2 separate regions of the Homo sapiens genome follow, and region 2 is linked to region 1. Evidence: read pairs that join two places in POLR2A ChIA-PET (ENCODE). Cell type or tissue: K562. All regions are shown on one strand. Links, peaks and the distances in the headings refer to the core of each region. The heading gives the core; the rest is flanking DNA.

Region 1 (11,981 bases), core at 2,184-10,183:
TTACAGGCGTGAACCACTGCTCTGGGGCCTCCATCACACTTCTTATATTATTCTGTTTATACAATGTTTTTCTACATGAGAGATAAATTCTATGTAACCATCATCCAGGTTAATAAATAAAATAATTCCAAGGTCTTAGAAGCCTCTCCTTAATGTGCCCTTCCCTCTGTCAAGGAGCTCACCACCATCCTAACTTTGGGGTTAATAAGAGCAATGCTTTTAGTTACAGTTTTACCACCAAAGCATGTATTTTTTTGTTCAGTTTGAGCTATTTTGGACTTATATAAGTGTCAGTATTTTAATTTGTTTCTTTGAATGAATGCAGTGTTTATAAGGTTTATCTATATAGATGAATGTAGCTATTTTTTAATGTATCTATTTTGCCAGGCATGCACCTGTAATCCCAGCTACTCAGGAGACTGAGGCGGGAGGATTGCTTGAGCCCAGGAGTTCAAGACCAGCCTAGGCAATATAGTGAGACCCACTCAATCAAGTAATCAGTCAGTTATTTTTGATAAATAATACATGTATCAATGTTAATGTTAAGGTATATTTGTGTTGTTTTCAGTTTTAGGCTTTTGGAAACAATGCTTCTGTAAATATCCTAGTACCTGTCTCATGGGTGTGAAGTTGCTGAATCGTAGGATGCATGCATGTTCGTCTCTGCTAGATCATGTGACATTGTTTTCAAAAATGATTTAAAATGCGCTCCCAACACTGTGAGTTCCAGCTGCTCCATATGTTTACCAGTGCTTGGTATTGTTGTACATTTTTTTTTTGTTTTGAGACGGAGTCTTGCTCTGTCGCCCAGGCTGGAGTGTAGTGGCGCGATCTCAGCTCACTGCAAGCTCCACCTCCCGGGTTCACGCCATTCTCCTGCCTCAACCTCCCGAGTAGCTGGGACTACAGGCATCTGCCAACTCGCCCAGCTAATTTTTTTTTTTTTGTATTTTTAGTAGAGACAGGGTTTCACCGTGTTAGCCAGGATGGTCTCAATCTCCTGACCTCGTGATCTGCCCACCTCGGCCTCCCAAAATGCTGGGATTACAGGCGTGAGCCACTGCGCCCGGCCTGTTGTACTTTTTAATTTTTGCCAATCTGGTGGGTGTATGATGGTCTCATTTTGTTGTTGCTTTGATAACTAATGAAGTTGACCACCTTTACATATGTTTTTTGTTTATTTCTTTAGTTAGGGTATTCAGTTTATACTTACTGCCCCAGCATAATTATTAAAATGGTCCCCCTTTCATTCTCTAACATGTCTTGGTTTGGACAACACATTGTACGGCACCCTAACCTTAGTGGGGTCCCTCCGCTAACATGGAAATTTCCTTCTTGCTCGTTAGTGTTTAGGATGATGTGGTCTGGCATCTCTGAGGAAAGAAAAAAAAATGGGATAAATACAGAAGATTGAGTAAAAACCAGATGAGAGGGAAACCAAACTCATTAACTGGGATTACTCAGTCTGACTCAGGATGACCATTTCCAAAATAATGTGTGATGGAGCTTTCAAATGGGTACAAAGCAGATGAGTTTGAGCAACATAATCCAGCAGTAAAAGTGAAAGAATTTGTTTACCCATTTCTCAGAAATGACTCAAGGCACGATCATTATTTGAAAGCTGGTCACAGTGTCTGCTGCAACCACTCACTCCCCTTTCAGTCTGTAACAAATCTCTTAAAAGCTGACATGTGAAACCAATAGTATGTTTCTTACCTTGAGATCATCTTGTGAAGTTTCTTACTCTATTTTTTAAAATGTGTTTGTTAGATTTTATTTTCTAAGTAATATTGATTAAAAATATTTATACACCTACTTTTAAGTCCACAGTTTAGCACTCTTATTTGTATGGCTTTAAAAGTTATAGCACAGGGTCTTTACATTAAGGACTGGGGGAAAAGATTCCATTCAAAACAAAGCCTGATAATTATAGACATGTTTTTCTCTGTACTTTATTTTAAATACATTAATTTTTAAACAATGCTCATCTTTTTTTTTATCTGGTGGTAAAATACTAGTGCAACTTTTCATCAAAAGAAAGTTGACCACAGATGTAAATGAATTTTCCCAATTGAAAATTGCCCTTCAGCTGCCACTAAATAAAATTTCTCAACCTAACTTAAGTGAAAAGAACTGGTGGTTGTCATTATAAGTAAAAATATAAAGTATCATAGCATTGTCTACATTGCTCCTTACAATACAAACTTTGAAAGAACCAGAGATGCTTTATAGGAGTTTAGTCGGTTTTGAAAAGGCACGTGTGTGTGTGTGTTTTAATATTCTAAAAATTTTCCCACCACCACTCTTTGTGTTGCAGAGACAGCATCGGTGACTACAGGGCTAGACAAGAACATTTGTTCAGACTAAAGAAAGCCAGAAGCCAAAATTCAGCTGCACAGTAACAATGTACTTTTCATCATGCAGCCTTGTGTTTCCTATATATTTGATTTTCTACTATGCATTAGAATACATAAACTTGTATTCTAATGATTTAAGTTTGATTTCACAATATGGAAAAAATTTGAGGAAGAACATGACCTGGGAAAGAGAAAAGGGAGAACTTTTACCACAATGAACATAGATACATTCGTACCCCACTATATGATAAGAATATAATCCATTTAAGTTACAGAAAAGATCTCTTCAGTTATGGGAAAGATCCCTCTGCTGTGGCATTAAGTTTGGGGAGGGGAATTGACTTGTTCCAACAGAAACAGAAACAACAGGAAATAGCTTAACTTTGGTCCACTTGTCTGTTAGCTGAACGACAGTCATACTGCCTATAATCGGTTCAGAAACCCAACAATTATATTTTAAAATATATTCATGTGTAATTTCATTCTAAAACTGGCATAGCTGTTCTGCCCTCATTCTCTGCCTTTTCAGCTTCAGAATGTGCTGTCAGCACGGTCTCTAATCCTCAGCATCTTCGTGATCTTCCCTGGCAGCCTCAGCATCTGCTTGGCTAGGCTCTGTCTTCTCTTGGGTCATGATTTCTGGGGTCATGTGGACGAAGCCTGCTTCTGGAAGTTCACTTTGTACTTCCACTGGCATCTGATTTTCCCGTTCCACATGCGGCTCCTCTCCGTGTACTTCAGTACCTTCTTCAGGCTGAATTCAGCCCACTGCTAGGTAACTCACTTGGACCTGCTCTGGAAGCTCACTCCTGTGTGTCGGGCACCTGGCTATCCCTGCGTGGTTCTGGGTGGACGTGTTCCACGATCGCTTGTGCTGAATCCACCTGGACCTGAAACAGTGGGAGCACGTGTACCTCCCAGCTTGTTCTATAATATCATTGATGTCACAGGTTCAGCTTGTACCTGTGTTTCTGCTGAAAGAACTTCTCCCATTACTAGACGCTTTGATATATTGTATCACTGAGATGCCTCCTTAATTCATTTCCTTGCATAAACCACAAGTCACATAAAGTACAATGGTTGGGTTTACCTCTAGTATGTATTACTGAGTGATATTTGAACTGGTTCTAGCTGTTAAACACACTGTTGCAGACCTGGCACTCATGAGCTTCTTTCTTCCTTTTTTTGCCCCTACTCATTTGGCATGCAGTGAGGTGACATTTGAGGGGGCTATTTCTAGCAAATTGTTCATGACAATTTGGATATTCAAAAGGTTTTTCACCTGTTCTTTAAAATGTCCAGAATGGTCACACTGTTTCTCACAGTACTGACATACATGAATTTTTCCACCAGTTCTTTGCTTTTTTTTTTTTTTTTTTGAGACGGAGTATCGCTCTGTCGCCCAGGCTGGAGTGCAGTGGCGTGATCTCGGCTCACTGCAAGCTCCGCCTCCCGGGTTCACGCCATTCTCCTGCCTCCGCCTCCCGAGTAGCTGGGACTACAGGCGCCCGCCACCACGCCTGGCTAATTTTTTGTGTTTTTAGTAGAGACGGGGTTTCACCGTGTTAGCCAGGATGGTCTCGATCTCCTGACCTCGTGATCCGCCCGTCTCAGCCTCCCAAAGTGCTGGGATTACAGGCGTGAGCCACCGCGCCCGGCCTCTTTGCTTCTTACTGCCTCCACCTTCTTCAAGGTGGTAACAATTCAGGTGCTGTTTCCATGCGCTCTCCTGAAGATACCTTTTGTTGCATATTTCACAGTTGAAACTCAGTGAAGTGTGATTTCATGTGTTCCTGTTTGCTTGTGGGGTCAGATTGCACAGCTGTCTTCCTCTTTAATCTGCCCTTTTCTGTCACCTTGGTGGTACTGAAACAGGAAAAGCTCCCTTATCCCCCTCACAGGGTGTGTGATGGGGGCGTGGCTAGCTTCTTCGGTGCTGCTGCTCAAACATCTAGGGGGGCAGGTTGTGGTCGTGGGCTCCAACCCCACGGCAGTGTCTTGGGGGAAATGTTTCCAGCTCCTGAAGCCCCAGTGGGCGTGTGTTACAGGTGCTCTTTTAATTTTGCTGTCTGTAGGCGGCTTGTGTCAATCAGCTCACTTAGACCCTCTGCCTTATCACAAGGACAGAGGGCTTTCTGTATCCCAGGGTTCTTGCCCTAGTGTGCCGGAAAAATCGGATCACATGTGGGCTTGGGGAATGAGTGCAGGGTTTTATTGAATGGTGGAAGTAGCTCTCAGCAGATGGATGGGGAGCCAAAAGAGGGATAGAGTGGGAAGGGGGTTTTCCCTTGGAGTCGGGCTGTTCAGTGGCCAGACTGTCCTCCTACCACCCCTGCCAAATTCCCCTGGGCATCCGCGTTGTTCTGCCAGTTGATGGCCTGCCAGCGTGTGCAGGTGCCTGTTCCTGTGCTCTTCCATTCCCCTGCTCCTCTCGATGCCTAGCCGCCTGTGTGCCCTTCTGCCGCTGTGTTCCTCTAGACATCCCACTGCTTGTGTCTATGCCGCTAGGGTCGGGGGGTTTTTATAGGCCCAGGATGGGGGGTGTGGTGGGCCAGGGTGGTCTTGGAAAATGCAACATTTGGGCGCGAAAACAGGAGTGCCTGTCCTCACGTAGGCCCGTGAGCACGGGCCCAAGGGGGGAGCCCTCACCAGGGACCCCGCCTTTCTCTATCCAGCATTTCCCTGCCCCACTCTGGTATCAGTACTTGCTGGTGATATCTGGCAACAGTGCTGGAGCAGAATCATCAGAGGAACCTGTGCTCTGTATGTACTTTATGGACTGCTGGGCAGAAGCCCTTCCTCGAATGTTTCCATGCCTTCATCTTCTGCTTCAGTCGTGTCTTCGGCATTCTCTACCTCAGTTTCAACAGAGTCTGACTCTGCAGATAGCAGTGACTCAGCGATAACGTGAAGTTTCTGCAATTTTACTTTTTTTGGCCTCACTTTTTCCTGTGGTATTTTCCTTTAATGAAGTTGAGTTTTGTTTTGTTTTGAGATGGAGTCTTGCTTTGTTGCCCAGACTGGAGTGCAGTGGTGCGATCTTGGCTCATTGCAACCTCCGCCTCCTGCATTCAAGCAATTCTCCTGCCTCAGCCTCCTGAGTAGCTGGGACTACAGGTGCCCCACGCCCGGCTAAATTTTGTATTTTTTAGTAGAGACAGGGTTTCGCCACGTTGGCCAGGCCGGTCTTGAACTCCTGACCTCCGGTGATCCGCCCGCCTCGGCCTCCCAGAGTGCTGGAATTACAGGCGTGAGCCACTGCACCTGGCCTGAAGTTGAGTTTTCTTTGTTCCTAACTTCAAGGGCTTTGATGGCTTCTAGCATTTGTAGATGTTCTGCTGCTTTCCATACATCGCTGGCTGCTTCTCCTTGTATCATTAATTTTGCTGTACATGTGAACTCAATTGAATGGCAAAAGGCCATTTTACTAATACCTTCTATCTCCACCAAAGGTTCTTGGGTAAACTCTGGAAAGAATTTGTAGAAGGCGGCCGGGCCCAGTGGCTCACCCCTGTAATCCCTTTGGGAAGGATTACAGTAATCTCTGTAAGCGTTTTGGGTGGCTGAGGCAGGCGGATCACCTGAGATCAGGAGTTTGGGACCAGCCTCGCCAACTTGGCAAAACCCTGTCTCCACTAAAAATACAAAAATTAGCCAGATGTGATGGCGGGTGCCTGTAGTCCCAGCTACTTGGGAGGCTGAGGCAGGAGAATCGCTTGAACCCGGGAGGTGGAGGTTGCAGTGAGCCAGGATCGGGTCACTGCACTTCAGCCTGGGTGACAAAGTGTGACTTCATCTCAAAAAAAAAAAAAAAAAAAAGAATTGTGGAACTTACTGCAAGCAGCCAAAACGGCCTTGTGAGCCTTCAGATGGTGTCCGTCCACAATCAGGGTGATGTCAGTAAAGCGGTCCTGCCCTCACTGTTCATTCAGTTGGTCGAGGATCTTGTTATGACGTTCACGGAACTCCTGTAGGTGTTGCATCGTCTCTTCAGCCTCCATGGCTGTTGGGTTGCTCTGCCTCATGCTCTGCCCTCCTTCCTCTTTGTCCCTCAGAGCCTCTGGTTTTGTGCTTTCTCCTCCCAGGGCATAATGTGCCCCACAGCTTTCCCTATCTCTAAACCGTGGCTCTCCCTCCATTTCCCCCACAAGAGCCGGGTGCTGCCTCTGCTCGGGCCCCGCTGGTGCACGTGCGCTCGGTTGGACACACAGGCGGTCTCGGCCTCTTTCTCTACTTTGAAGACTCGGCTGTAATTGTGCTATTAAACTTCTTCCATATTATACTCAAAAGCAATGCTTCATTTCCCCCCAAAAGAAGAAATCAAGTAAGTAAAAACATGTTATAATTTATATAGAAGGGTACTTTGCATTTGTTAAAATGCTTTATAATGGTTCTAATCTTCTTCCTTAAAGAAACCCTGAGAAAGCCTTTCTTTCTCAGCTGTACAGATGGAACAGGTGAGGGGAGGGGACGCAGAGGTGTTGCCCAGAGCTTCTGAGTCCGTGGCTGAGCCCAAATCTCCCAAGGCAAATATGACAAATGTTATTTTCTCCTATTTATAAAGCTCCCTTACAGCTGGAGGGATTTTCTTCTAAATCTACTAAACATTGAAGTACCTAAAAACAATAGTCCCACATTTGGAAACAGACCAAGGGTGTGAAGTTTTAGCTCTTGTTTCTAAGGTTATAACTGACGACCAGACTGGGGTTAATTATGCACCCAAATGATAGTGTTTCCTGCCAAGGACATTCTGATTCACTGCTTACCAGATCAGGTAATGCTGGTGGCTAAGCTCCTCCACCAGGCTTTTAGGGTCTCCTAAAGACCCTAAAAAAAAGGAGGTGTCTTCATTCTCACTGGCTCCAGCCAACCCTTTAGATTGCTAATAATTCAAATGTGGAGCATTCAGTAGCAAGAGGATTGTGCGCTCATTTATTCATAGCACTCCTTCCCCAAACTACGTTGGGAGACACATCAATCAGTGTGTTAGGAAGACCTGATGGCTGTGCTGTTCAATATGGCAGCCACCAGCCACATGTGGCCATTTAAATTCTAATTAAAATCAAGTAAAATGTAAAAGCCAGTTGCTCAGTTGCACTAGCAATGTTTTGAGTGCTCAGTAGTGACATATGCCTGGAGGCTACCGTATTGGGTAGTGCAGATATAAAATATTTCCATCACTCCGGAAGGTTCTATTGGACAATACTGCTTCTTAGTGTGTTATGGTGAGTAAGACTTCCCAAATGGTCTTGGTATCTTCTGCCATGCGGGCTGCTGGGCTGCCTCATATCCTTTTTTTTTGGTTTATTTGTTCATTTGTTTTTTTAAGAGACAGGGTCTGGCTCTGTCACCCGTGCTGGAGTGCAGTGGTGCAATCATAGCTCACTGCAGTCTGAAGTTCTGGAGCTCAAGTGATCTTCCCACCTCATCCTCCCAGTTAGCTGGGACTACAGGTGGGTGCCACCATGCCTAATTTTAAAAAAATTTTTGTAGAGGTGGGGTCTCATTTTATTGCCAAGGCTGGTCTTGAACTCCTGGGCTCAAGTGATTTTCCCGCTTCAGCTTCCCAAAGTGCTGGGATTACAGGCATGCACCACGGCACCCGGCCACACGTCATCTCTCACTGTTTCAAAGCCCAGCCCCTTGTTGGCACCATCCCAGGCAATGAGTCTTCCCCAGGGCCACCCTGCCCTTCGTTTTTCTCTAAATTCCCTCACCTTCATGGGAAGCCTCTTCAAAATTAGAAATTTGCAAGTATGTGTAGTTCTGTTAGCTGGGTGAAGCTCTTGATCCCTTGGGTCCCACAGCTGTCTTCTGTCAGCGAGGCTCACACGTCTGTGTCCCTGGTCACAGGTGCGAGTGGGGCACATTCCTCATCCTCTCCACCCCCGCATGCCCTGCCCTCCAGGGGCTCTGTGCCCATGGGCGTTCCCCAGGCTTGCCCACTGCTCTCATCTGTTTCTCACATCTCTGTTTCTCCTCCTGGCCAAACCCTCTACATCTACAGCCGATTGTTTGCTGATTAGAAGCTGTTTATGTACTTAGCAGAAAGAAAACTTGCCATTTCTGAAGGAAGAAATGAGGCAGCAAATGTGCAGGGGAGAACAAGATTAGGCAGGATCAAAAGGCAAAGGCAGGATGCTCACAACAAAGCTGAAAATTATAACCCTGATGGTTCATTCTCGTGGAATTCACTGGCTGCCAGCACACTATGGGTGTAACCGTAAGGCCTGTGGATGATCTCTCTGCCTTCTCCCTGGCTCTCATCTGGTAACATCCTCTCGCAGTGCTCGAGGTCATCGTTAAAACATGAGAGAGAACAACACGACGATGAACTAGTTTGCTTGGATGCAAGTATTTGACCAGTTCTTTCATCCACAAATCTGGAAATAAGTAAATGTATTTTATATTTGAAAAGTATGAGAAATATGGTCTGAAAAATTTCTCTCTCATGCTTTTAAAATATATTAAAATATTTTAAAATATTTTAAATAAAACAAGCAAGAGCACAGAGTTAGGTATATGAAACATCAGTCCTTAGTCACTGTGTTGGGGTTCTCCTGAGAAACAGAATCGGACATACATAATTATATGTGTATATATATATATATATATTTATACACATATATATGTGTACGTGTGTATATAGATATACCTATGTGTATACATGCATGTATGCAGATAGGTATGTGTATAAATATATACATATGTGTGTGTATATATAGAAATATATATATACACATATATAGAGAGATTTATTTTAAGGAACTGGCTCTTGATTGTGGGGGTTGGTAGGTTGGGGCTGGCTAGCGGGCTAGAAATTCTGGGAGGAGTTGATATTGTAGTCGAGTCTGAAGGCAGAGTTCCTTCTTCTTCAGGGACCTCAGTCATTTTTCTTAAGACCTTCAACCGACTAGATGAGACCCATCCACATTATGAAGGGAAATCTGTTTTACTCAAAGTCTACTGATTTAAATATTTCAGTATTAATCACACCTAAAATATATCTTTATAGCAACATCTAGACTGGTGTTTAACCAAAACTGAGCATCACAGCCTAGCTAAGTTGACACATCAAATTAACCCTCACTGTCACCAAACATCTAATTAACAGGATGGCTGAGTGTGTTCATTGGCTCAGGCTGCCATAACACAGTACCACAGGCTGGGTGGCTTCAACCACGGAGATTCGGAGATCAAGATGTGGCCAGGGATCGTGTCTTCCGAGCCTCTCTCCTTGGCTTGTAGATGGCCGTCTTCTCTGTGTGTTTTTAGTTGGTCTTCCTTCTGTGTGTGTCTGTGTCCTAATCTCTTTTTATAAGGACACTGATCATGTTGGATAAGGGCCTACCCTCATGATCTCACTTTAATTTACTTCCTACTTAAAGACTCCATCTCCAAGTACAGTCACATTCTGAGATTCTGAGGTTTAAAATGTCAACGTTTGAAGTGTTGGTGGTGCGGAGGACACAGTTTAGCTCATGACAGTGGGAAAACAGACAATTCCAAGGTGGTAGTGGGTATGCATTGTGCTGAGAAGGGCCGAGTTCAGTGCAGTCACTTGCAAGTTATCTTGATCTGAAAACAGATGATCAGTTTGCGTTGATAAATGGATAACTTTCCCTGTGTGCCTTAAAATTGCCTTCACATTTAAAGAATGAGTATGTATGCGCAACTGTTAGGCTGAAAAAAAAAGTTGTACTATTAAGTAGACAAACAGTTTGCTACCTTGAAATGCAGAGATAGGTATGACTCCACATGGTGTCACTGTAGATATCAGCATCCTCCTTCTCCAAAAATAATAAAGCGAAGCTGCTGGATGGGGCTGTTGGCTACTCTCTTTGGTGGAGAGGTTCACTACCTGTTGTTTTTACATTTATATTTTATTCTTTTTTTTTTGCCACAGGGTTTTGCTTTGTCACCCAGGCTGGAGTGCAGTGGTGCGATCATGGCTCACTGCAGCCTCCAACTCCTGGGCTGAAGGGATCCTCCCACCTCAGCCTCTGAGTAGCTAGGACTACAGGTACATGTCACTGCATCCAGCCATCTTATTTTTCGGGGGTGAGGGGAGCACTTTTTGGAGGTGGGTGGGAACATTCTTTCTGGCGTTTAAAATTTTTTCTTTGTGGAGACAGGTCTCACTACATTGTCTAACCCGGTCTCAAACTCCTGGCCTCATGCAGTCCTCCTGCCTTGGCCTCCAAAAGTGCTGGGATTATAGGCATGAGCCACCACGCCAGGCCTTGCTACCTGTTTTTTATTTTTTATTTTAGATTCAGGGGTGCATGGGCAGGTTTGCTACAAGGGTATCTTGTGTGATCCTGAGGTTTTGGCTTCTATAGATCCTGTCAAGCAGACAGTGAACATAGTACCCGACAGGAAGGATTTTCAGCCCTTGCCCCCCTCCCTCCCTCCCTCCTTTTGGAGTCCTCAGTGTCTATTGTTCCCATCTTTATGTCCATGTGTACCCAGGGTTTAGCTCCCATTTATAAGTGAGAATGTGCTATATTGTGTTTTTCTGTTTCTGTGTTAATTCGCTTAGCTACCTGTTTTTAATACTTAGACTGATGTAGTCCTCTTCTAGATGAGTTGTAAGATTATTGATTTGTTTTCTAATTAGAAAAAGTAATACTGTGGCTCATTGCAGAAATTTGAAAAATGTGTAAAAGTATGAAGAAATAAAATATCAGAGCAATTTCACTATATATTTGAAAAATCGCTTGATCCATTAGTATCTTTCTTTCTAATCTCTTTTTCTAGGCATATGTATACTTTTTCAGTAAAATTGGGATTACACTAAATATAGTGTAATATTCTGCTTTCACTATAATAAGCATTTCCCTGTTGATTATTTTTGTAAAGATGTAAATGGTTATATGATGCATTTATCCATATCCATGAAGGTATCCATTCATTTCACACATTTTTTTTTAGCACCTTCAATGTGCTCTGCCTTGTGGTAAGTCCTAGGAATGCACTGATAAAACAGACGGGGATCCTGCTTTCATAAAGCTTTCCCCACTTTCTGGATGTATGTATTTATTTAACCATGTCTTTATTTCTGCTCAGAGAGACTGACTTAGCCGAGAGGAAGGCATTTTTGTCCTTTCCCCCTTCCTGCTGCATGCCTGGAATGGGAAATGCTGGCTCGTACTTCTACAGCCATCTTGGAACACAAAGTAACACTGAGGATGGAAGCTAAATATTGAATATAGGACATATAGGAATCTGGTCCCTGTACAAACCATGGAGAGAGTTCATGGGCCCCAGATTATCCACACCAGGACTTCTCCTGTGAAACAAAAACTTCTAACTTGTTTAAATCACTGTTGATATGGGTATTTCTGTTAAATGCAGCAAACTCATTTCCTAATTGATACAATGCTGTTTGTACAGAAGCTTCAAATTTGTTTTTTTGTTTGTTTGTTTGTTTTTTTTTTTTTTTTTGAGACTAAGTCTCTCTCTGTTGCCCAGGTTGGAGTGCAGTGGCATGATCTTGGTTCACTGCAACCTCCACCTCCTGGGTTCAAGCAATTCTCCTGCCTCAGCCTCCCAAGTAGCTAGGATTAGAGCACCCACCACCACACCCAAATTTTTTATTTTTTATTTTTATTTTTGCTAAGT
Region 2 (10,384 bases), core at 908-8,907, 92 kb after region 1:
AAAAAATGCAGAATAGAGATTCAAAATGAGGGGTGGCAGCAAAAATTCTGACTCGCAGAAGGTTGAGAGGGTGCCTTTTTCAAATGTATTTATTTTACAGTTCCAAGAAGGTAAGACTACCTTCTGTTTTGATTCATGCTTCACCATTCCCCACTTAAATTTTTAAAAATTACATCCTTGCCTATGTCTGTCTTGCTATTTGACTGGTCACTCCCAAACATAAACTGCCCTAGTTTGAAGCTTCCCAAAGCCAAGCAAAGGTGACAGACTAGTACAAAGAAGGCCGCTAGTGAGTTTTTACTGAGTGAATCTACATTGTTCCATGGCCTTGGTCTGGATATAGATTCTAAAGCTTCTTACACTGACACAAATGGAGTTTCTAGCTCTCCAGGTAATTTTCGGTGAAAGAAAATTATAGAAGAAGGCATAAACCTTGGCTCACAAAATAAATACGCACTCAGACCCATGTACTTCATGAAACATACAAGCCCAGAGCTAGACCATGCCATCTGTTTTATGAGGAAAAAAAATAAATTCACATGATTTACTTACTTTAGCTCTGCCAGAAATCATCAGCATCTACTTGCACAACTAAAGACAAGAAGACAAGGCAGATGGAGGCTAAACACCGAATACTGCCTAATTTTGATGTATATTTTTGGGTCAAACCTCTTATAATTTACTATTTCCAAGAGGGAAAATAAGCTTATATAATGGCACTGAATCATTGGCTTCCAGTTATGGGAAGCAAAGGAAATTAACCTCAAGGGGAAAAAAATGCTACAAATATAAATAATATAGTTTCTGTTTACGAAGCAGTTTTTCATGTACTGCCATTTCTTTCTTTTTTTAAAGAAGATATGTTTACAAAATAGGTGACCAACTAAGGTAGGTGTGTGTGAAGAGAGGCAGTGAGAGAGAGGGGATCCTGAAATTCTTTTCAGTAAAGGAAAAAGATAATTTTAGGGATGTTTTTAAAAATATATAACTTGATGAATTTTTTATAGCATGAGTATTATTTAGGTGCTGTCCTAGACCAGTGTGGCGTATAGGCTATAGAAGATTGGTCCTGAATGCTAATGGCAGGGATGAGTGTAAGATCATCAAAACTTATTTGTGGGAAGGAGAGCTACTGACAGAGCCATGTATTACATGACTCCAGTCTGGGCTGATAGGCCTGCCTTAAAGCATAGCTAGAGGGCAGGCACGGTGGCTCATGCCTGTAATCTCAGCACTTTGGGAGGTTGAGGCGGGCAGGTCACTTGAAGTCAGGAGTTTGAGACCAGCAACATGGTGAAACCCCATCTCTACTAAAAATACGAAGATTAGCCGGGTGTGGTAGCATGTGCCTGTAGTCCTAGCTACTCAGGAGGCTGAGGCAGGAGAATCGCTTGAACTGGGGAGGCAGAGGCTGCAGTGACCCAAGATTGTGCCACTTGCACTCCAGCCTGGGTGACAGAGTGAGACTCCATTTCAAAAAAAAAAAAAAAAAAAAAAAAGCATAGATAGACAAAATGTCCTGGAATCACTAAAATGGATAAATTATGATATCCATAAAGTGGATAAGTTATGATATATATTCACACACTAGATACACACATTATGATATATTCATATATATCGTGAAGGCTAAACCCACATGAGTCCATAACACACTCACAGGTCTGTGCCCTTTGGCCCTGGCCCTCTCGCCATTCGGAAGCGATCACAGAGAACACAATGAGTCTGTTATTCGCTCAATATACAGTCATGTGCAGCATAACATTTCAGTCAATGGTGCACCGCACCCATGATGGTGGGCCCGCAAGATTACATGGAGCTGAAAATTCCTATTGCCTAGTGACACTGTAGCCACTGTAACACACTGCAGGGCTTTACTTTTTCTATGTTTAGGTATGTTTAGATATATGAGCACTTACCATTGTGTTACAATGTATTCAGTACAGTCGTACTGTACGCCACACAGGTTTGTGGCCTAGGAGCAATAGGGCCATATCATATCGCCTAGGGATGTAGTAGGCTATACCATGTAGGTTTATGTATATACACTCTATGATGTTCACACGATGACAAAACTGCCTATCCCCATTGTTAAATGACACATGACTGTATGTGCATTAAGTACCTACTGTGTGTCAGGTAGTGTACTTGGCAGGTGCTGAAGTATGGTGGTGAATCAATGGAGAAAGTCCCTTATGGAGTTCATAGTCTATGGGGAAGAATGGTGAGCTCCAGTATAGATACCCAGTATATACAGAGAGAGGTCCAGTACAGACACCCAGTATAGACATAGCCAAGTGACCAAGAGCACTGGCTTGGAGTCATTCAGATGAGGTTTAATCCTTGGTTCTGCTACTTGCTTTGGAAATGTCACTCCCTAATCACTGCTTACTTTATATGTAAAATGGGATGGTAATGCCAGCCTTTCAGGGCTATTGAGAAGATTCCATGAGACAATGTTTATAAAGCACTTACAACAGCATCTAGCACCCAACAGACCTAATAAATGGGAGTTATGATGATTGTTCTCTCAAAGATCCAAGGGACACACACAAAGAGGTTTGCTATTTTCTCCCCCAGAACACACCCCAAAATGCTGAACCAGGAGCCAACTCATATCACCACTTTATCACGCTCCTGTATGACCCTGGGCAAATCAGATGCCCACCAGTGTCACTAGGCTAGACAGCAAAGTCTAGTTGCTAAAAATATACTCCAGCAGGTGGTCTACAGTGTTGCTGTAATGGGAATGTTTTCTGTTTTTCAAGGAGCTAAGAAGCATTATCGGATGGTCTCTTGAAAAATAACTTATAAGCATTTTCTCTTTCAATACAAGCCCTACCAAGAGCACACTACCATAATAAATATTCTGGACAATGGTTCCAAAGGGAGAGATGAAAAGCTGTGCTCGGGGCATTAAGCTGAGAAGCGGTGGAGTAGTCAATAGCACAACCTCTGCAGCCAGGCTGCCTGAGTCTTCAGTCCAGCTCTGTCACTCACTAGCTGTGTAGCAATGACCACATCGCTCACTGGACTCATTGCTTAAAATCTGTAAAATGGGATAGTATTATTCCCTATCTCATTAGGTAGTTGTAAGGATTAAAATCACTAACACCTGTAGGGCAACTAAAACAGCACCTGACATACAGAGAACATTCCATAAACATTACCAATAATTACGCATGGCAAACTCAATAACTTTATTACCTTGCTAATAAAAACATGAGGGCCAAATAGCAAGAAAGCGACTGAACTACACCAGAGGTTTGAAACTTGAGTTTTCTCCTTGGCTCTCCCATCAACTGTCTGCATGACTGTGGGTACATCACTTCCCTTCTATATTTCACTATTCTCATCTATACAAAAAGCAATATACGCACACACCAAGAACACCTAGAGAAGCCTGATGCAGCTTTCTGCTAATACCAACTGGAGCCAAACAACTTAAATTTATTTATCTTCCTATCTGCATTAGTCAGGGTTCTCCAGAGAAACAGAACCAAGAGGGAGAGAGGGAGAGGAAGAGGAAGAGGGAGAGGGCGATTGAGAGGGAGATTGAGATTGAGAGAGAGAGAGACTGAGATTGAGATTGAGAGAGAGAGTGGTGGGGGTGGGGGTAGATACTGATATTTACCTTAAGGAACTGGCTCATGCAATTACAGGGACTGACAAATCCACAATCTTCAGGGCATGCTGGTGACCAAGGGAAGAGTTGATGTTGCAGTCTTTTTTTTTTTTTTTTTGAGACAGAGTCTCACTCTGTCGCCCAGGCTAGAGTGCAGTTACATGATCTCAGCTCACTGCAACCTCTGCCTCCTGGGTTCAAGTGATTCTCATGCCGCAGCCTCCCAAGTAGCTGGGACTACAGGCGCCTGCCACCATGCCCAACTAATTTTTGTGTTTTTAAATAGAGACAGGTTTTTGCCATGTTGGCCAGGCTGGTCTTGAACTCCTGATCTCAAGCGATCCACCCATCTCAGCCTCCCAAAGTGCTGGGATTACAGGCGTGAGCCACCGTGCCAGGCCGATGTTGCAGTCTTGAGTCTGAAGGGAGACTGGAGACAGAGTTCCTTCTTCTTTAGGGACTTCAATCTTTTTCTCTTAAGGCCTTCAACTGATGATATATGAGGCCTACATACATTACAAAGGATAATCTGCTTCACTCCTTCTACTGATATAAATGTTAAACCTCATCTAAAAAACTACCTGCACAGCGACATCTAGACTGGTGCTTGACCAAGTATCTGGGTACTGTGGCCTCGCCAAGCTGATACATACAATTAGCCATTACACCATCCTTTCAGAAGGGGTGATGCCCACACCGAAGGAAAAAACCTCTAGACTCCACAGCCATTTAATCTTCTATTGGAGACCATAATCGAGGCAAGGAATTCAGATGAGGCTACTCTTTTCTTCACAGGTGAATTCCAAGCGTCTCACAGCTTCCAGGGCATTTCTTGTTCTGGTTCCTGCTCACCTGTCTTATCTCCTTGCTCTTCCCTCCATTCCAGCCACACGTGGTTTTTGGTTTAAAGACACTGTGTTCTTATCTTGCTCTGCCTGAGTACGCGCTACTTCCACGGCCTGGGGTATGCTGTTTTCCCACTTTTTAACTGGGTCCTCATCATTTGAGTCTCATGTTGAGAACCACAACTGCCTCTAGAGAGCTTCCCTGACCTGACAAGGTTAGGCCAGTAAGTTCCCACAGCCAATCTGCACACCTCCTGCCTTACACTCAAGCCACGCCATCAGGGCTCCCTCCCAGCCTGGCAGCTCCGTGAAGGACACACCTCTCTTGTTGGTCACAGCATTCATGCTGCCAAGCTGGTCCACGAAGACACAACAAATAGCTGCTGAATAAATAAATGAGGATGCAGATGGTTCTTAAGCCTTGACCTTCAATCCTCCCAATGTCCTTGAGATTCGGCTCCATGTCTCCAACCACTTGCTGGACACCTGAAGGCGGGAATCTCACCAGCACCTACACTGAATATGCACAGAGTGGACAGAGCTTGTCTTTGCTCTCACGTACGCTGTCTTCCAAGCCTAGTACAGTAGAAAGAACACAGGCTTGGGGGTCAGGGAGGCCTGTACTGAAGTCCCTGTTCTAGATCCTGTTACAACTGTACAATTTTAGACCAATTGCTAATTTTCTCTGACCCTTAGTTTTCTCGTCTCTGATATAAGGATGAAAATACCAACCCACAAGATTAGGAGGAGATTAAATGAGATAATAGCTATGCAATGCCTGGCAGATGGCATAGAAATAATGAATGGCACCTGGGTTCAAAGCTCTGGGGGCATTTTTGCTTCCCATCGGCCAACCCCTATTATCTAGGCAGTTCCTAAATCCCATCTCATAAATTCAATTTCTCCATCTAGTGGCCTTCCCCTCACCCAGGCCCTCCCCACCTCCCTCCTGGACCACAACAGCAGCTCTAAAAGGCTTCCCAGCTCTGGCTATTTCACAGTCCAGAGGCACCCACATGCTGATCCCCGCAAGGCCTCTTCAGGATGGGGACTCTAGCCACTCAAATTCTTCCATTGCTCCCCAGTAACTTAAGTTTAAATCATTTAGTCACGTGCCATTCAAGGCCCTCTGGGTTCTGGCCTCCAAGGACCTTTGCTACCTGATCTTCTCCTTAGTGGTTTACACACATCATTGCCCAGCAACTACAAATCGATTCCTGCCCACTCTGCACCCCGGCATTTCCCATCCCTACCTATGCCTTTGCTCATGTTTCCTTCAACGAGGATACTCCAAGACCTCAAGTCCAACATTACCTTTCTTTCAATGTCTGGCTCAAAGGCTCTTTATCCATGAAGCATTTCTTGATCATCCCAGCCACAGATAAACACACAACCTTTCTTTTCTATGAACTTGTGGTATGTTTATCTCTCTACCTTTTATACATTTCTCTTTCTCTCTGCATTTATTCTTTGTTTTTCTTTTTTCTAAGACATCTTGTTATAGCATCTCTGCATTTATTCTAATTTTATCTGTGCACAGAACCTTAGCTTCAAGCTCCTTGAAGGGTAGCATCGTGTCCCAGCCTACACTGTCACACTCAGGAGAAGCACCCAGTAGATGGTGGCTCTGTATCTACCTACAGAGTGCCACTGAGGAGCACAGGCCTTCAGGTCTGTAGCCCATCAGCTGAGCCTTCGCATCAGCTCCTAGAACAGTGCCTGGCATAGAGCAACACCCAGAAATCATTGTTAAATGAAATTATCCACAAGGGAGTCACCTAGTGTCTACATGATAGAAATTCTTTCCCTGTAGAATATAACATGAAAGGGGGTGTGAAGAAGCCTTCTCTCTCCCCATACTTCCAGATGCAAGAAAGCTTCACGTTAACTGTCTCCCACAAGCTATATAGCTACTCTCGGCAATAAACATGACATATAATACTTTGGTGCATTTGGCGTGTCAAAAATATTCAATTTTAACATGTCAGAAAGAATCATTTTTCAAAAACAGTCTCCTTTGGAGAAGAGAGTTATTCAAACAATATCCAAAACCTTTTTGGATCTCACATTTTGAAGAGGTCCAACTTCCGTTGGTTAAAAAAAAAAGTCTATTATATAATGAAAGCCTTACAACTGACTGAGAATTATAGAATTTCAGAAATAAATCCCAGTCTGTTCATCCTTAAAATAAGAAGCTATTTTTCAGGGCTTTCATGTCCAAAATTATATTATGTAAGCCACTTCATAAATCATGTACACAACAATTCTCATTTTTCCATTAAATCTCTATTTTGAAATTTAATTCACTCATCCATTTTTTCAGAGATGGGATCTTGTTCTGTCGCTCAGGCTAGAGTGCAGTGGTGTGATCATAGCTCACTATAGCCTTCAACTCCAGGGCTCAAGGGATCCTCCTGCCTCAGCCTCCCAAGTAGCTAGGACTATAGATGCATGCCACCATGTGTGGCTTATTTTTTTATTTTATTTTATTTTTTTGTAGAGATGGGGATCTATGTTGCCCAGGCTGGTCTTGAACTCCTGGCCTCAAGTGATCCTCCCACCTCAGCCTCCTAAAGTGCTGGGATCACAGGTATGAGCCACCGTGCCCTGTCTTTTTATTTTGACCCCCTCTTGGCTCTAACAGCACACGTGTACCTCTGTTACAGGACATCAGTCTACAGTGCTACCTCTTTTTATAGTCATTTATCTCACTAACCTGTGTCTTTCTGAAATGCCAGACCCATGTTCACTTTTGAATCTACAGTACCTTCTACTGAAATGTAGTAGCTGGCTCAGTCCATGTTTATAACATGAAACAATGACTTGAATCAGTGGTTTGATCACCTACCATATTCATGAGACCTAACTATTGGCTCCCTCCTACCCTCAAAGGACAGAGATTTCCCACCGCTGTGGATAGTCAAAAGAAGATAGAAAGTTCTTAAGTGCTTCATTTAATGTGTTTATTTAGTCCCCTTGAAATAAATACTGATGGGTAAAACCAAATTAAATCACATGCTAAAAAGGATAGCCAGTCAAGTACCTAGCTGAGTATCTAAAATTAGTACACACACACACCAAAAACAAAAACAAAAGCACGGAAAAAGCCAAAAAGCCCTGCCTATTCAGCCCTGTGTACCCTTCACTGACTAGGAAGTGACCCACTTTTCAGGTATCATCCAATCATACAAACTGGGCATCAGTGTCGTCAGAAGCCCACACATGTTCATCTCAAGACTCAACAACATAAACACGTCTATGTTTCCAAGAAAGCTCGTTGCAAGTTGGTGACAAATTTGGAAAAAAAAAAAAAAAAAAAAGCTCTAAATAAAATTACAGACATGACTTTCACATTTGAGCTCTCCAAATATATTGTTATGGGTTTAAGAAATACCACACTTCTGTGTCACAAAGAGAGTTCTAAAAACCAGTATGTTCTGAGAAGTCCATACCTGCTACTTGGGAACTAAACAAGGCTTGTAACAACTGAATCTCTTTAGAAGACTGTTAACACCTTGCTTAAGTGTGTAAAAATTGAAAATAAACATAACTGAAGATTTGAGAATTTTTCAGTTATAACACAGTTCTTATGAAAGATGGAAAATATTTCATATTCTCTTATATATTTATAAAAACAGCAGATATTTCTTCTATTTACAGAGGTGGAAACGAAGGCAAGCAAATGCAGTCATTTTGTTGGAGGACTATTCTACATTTCCAAAGCAATGAAGACATGACCCCAAACTAAACTCTCCTGCAACGTATTCTTACAAGAAAAAGGCTAAAAGCCTTATTGCTTAACAAAAGCTAAACAATGTGAATTATTTCAATAACTGGTCCAAAAAGCTGCAGCAGGCCACTGAGTAACTTGGACATCTGTTGCCATGCTTGTTCATGCTTTCCCCTGAGATGACATATATGTATCATCATTAATAGGTGTCCTTGATTTTGATAAGAACAATATTCCTGTACATCCCCACATCTCCTGTACATAGCCATGTGCTGCCATCTTCTGATTATGCCCAGTGGAGTGTAAACATTTTTTCATGAAAAAGCAAAATCAATAAAAGTAAAACTCCCCACTTTTCCTGCCAGTAGTGCCCTTGGTAACAAACAGGGCAGAGACACCAATACAGAGATTACAATACTCTCAGACATAATTCAAGCAGAACTTTAAATGGATCAGTGCATGTTATAAACTTTCTTTTTTTTGCAAGTGCCAAGCGTGCTTATGCTACTATTCATTCTGAGATAGACAGATCATCAATGACCTTCTGGGTCACTGACTAGGGAGAAAGCTGACTATAAAAAAGAGTGGGAGAAAAATAAAGTGGGGGTTGCTTCCTTCCACCCTAGACCCCCTACTGCCTTGAATGAAAGAAGACAGATGGCAGCCACCTTTCCCTTTAATTAGGAGGGGCAGCTTAGAAGGGACAGTCCTGCTCACTTGGCACTATCTTTAACAAGACTGTTTAGATGGCAATGCTCTGCTCATTCGCCCTTCTTTCAAACTGTTCTTAATTTTTCACTTACAAACTGAATTTCCGTAAATTTAATGGTGAAACAATTACAGCTCTGACTACAACGCTATACATAAATGACACACTTAAAGATGTTTGCTGAATTAAAAATTCACAGATATTCCTATAAAGAGGCTGGAATGTTTCAAATGAAATACAGCTACCTCCAGTCCTATCAGCACCACTTTGAGATAAAATATGAATTCCCAGGACACAGAAGCTCTAACTTAAATTCACAACATTCCATACTAGACATAGAAGTAACACCCCTGGTTTCTGCTTTCCAGTTCCACACTCCAGTCGTGCTCCCACCTTTTACCTTCAAGGTATTGCTGTTCAAGTTGACAAAAAAAAAAAAAAAAAAAAAAAAAAAAAATTCTACAGTAAAAATCAGTCCTAAATGTAGAAGGGAAGATCATTTAATAACAAATCACAAACCACTCTTCATCTCTATTTGCTCTGCATTTTCAGAAACCATAGAACTTTATATTACAAGTTAATCAATCCACATCACATCTCTGGAGAGAGGATCAGCATAAAAAAACAAACAAAATGGAAAACAGGAGCCATGTGTCAGAATTAGGCTAGTGTCACAGGATCTTCTATGGAGGTGACGAAGCCTCTTCATTATTTTCTAGAGGCAATTAAGCACATTTTCCATAAATCTACATGGCACAAAACTTTCTAACATGAAAGTAAAGTTTAGTTGCTGTTGACAGGGTTAGGTCTCTATACATTGTATCTCATTTTTATATTAAATTTGTTTTTATCAACATCATTAAATAATTGATATTCTCGCAGCTCTTTTCCATTTCCTGATGCGTTTTTAAATTGCAGCCTCTTGTCTGTGACACCTTCCCACCTAGTTTCTGCACAATTCCTGCACAAGGACCCTCTGCGTTAACATCGGTCCTGGGGAAACCCACTGTGCCTGCTTCCAAATGGAAATCAGGGCGGCGAACTGGGGCTGTTTTGCTAGAGGTGCTCCTGGTCATACCATGCAAAACGCCTTGTCTGTGTCATAGTCATTTACCTAATGGCAAAGTTCTTGGACCATTTAGAAACAAAACAAAACACTTTTTGTTTTCTCCTTGATAATAAATTTCAATCTCTTCCTATCTCTAAACAGCAAGCCGGCACACTAGATATGGGAAGAGGGAAAAGATAAAAGAAGCAATCAGCTATTGAATAAACTATATCCTACTTCCCAATGAAGGGGAAAAAACTTGGCATTTGCCGGATATTGAGTGTCTAATAACATTAGCAAGAAAAAACACGCAGGAGAGACTAACAAAGAAACAAACAGAACTTACTTTGTTTCCCAGCACAGTAAGCAGGTCGGCAATGAGATGACGGCGATTCCTTCCTCAAGGTCCCTGCTTTCACTTTAAAAG

The links. ChIA-PET counts read pairs that join two places held together with the same protein. Peaks named below come from ENCODE experiments on the same cell type or tissue, not always from the same donor. Only the 100,000 strongest peaks of a DNase experiment are listed, where the experiment ranks them.
Region 2: POLR2A ChIA-PET joins it to region 1 with 11 read pairs; 2 of 35 experiments call an interaction of 5 or more read pairs at or near these places.

What each region holds. Positions count from the first base shown.
Region 1 is chr7:130,837,368-130,849,348 of GRCh38, forward strand. All of the region lies in intron 3 of LOC105375508 (a long non-coding RNA gene), which reads left to right. It also overlaps the pseudogene LOC100133252. Among named protein-coding and RNA genes, the nearest start is that of MIR29A, 33 kb to the right of the region's middle. In K562, for the core only: no CTCF peak of the experiment used is centred there; a DNase peak (open chromatin) is centred at 5,204; H3K27me3 peaks cover 6,078 bases.
Region 2 is chr7:130,931,110-130,941,493 of GRCh38, forward strand. The region is part of intron 6 of LINC-PINT (long intergenic non-protein coding RNA, p53 induced transcript); the gene reads right to left. Among named protein-coding and RNA genes, the nearest start is that of LINC00513, 23 kb to the left of the region's middle. In K562, for the core only: no CTCF peak of the experiment used is centred there; a DNase peak (open chromatin) is centred at 4,629.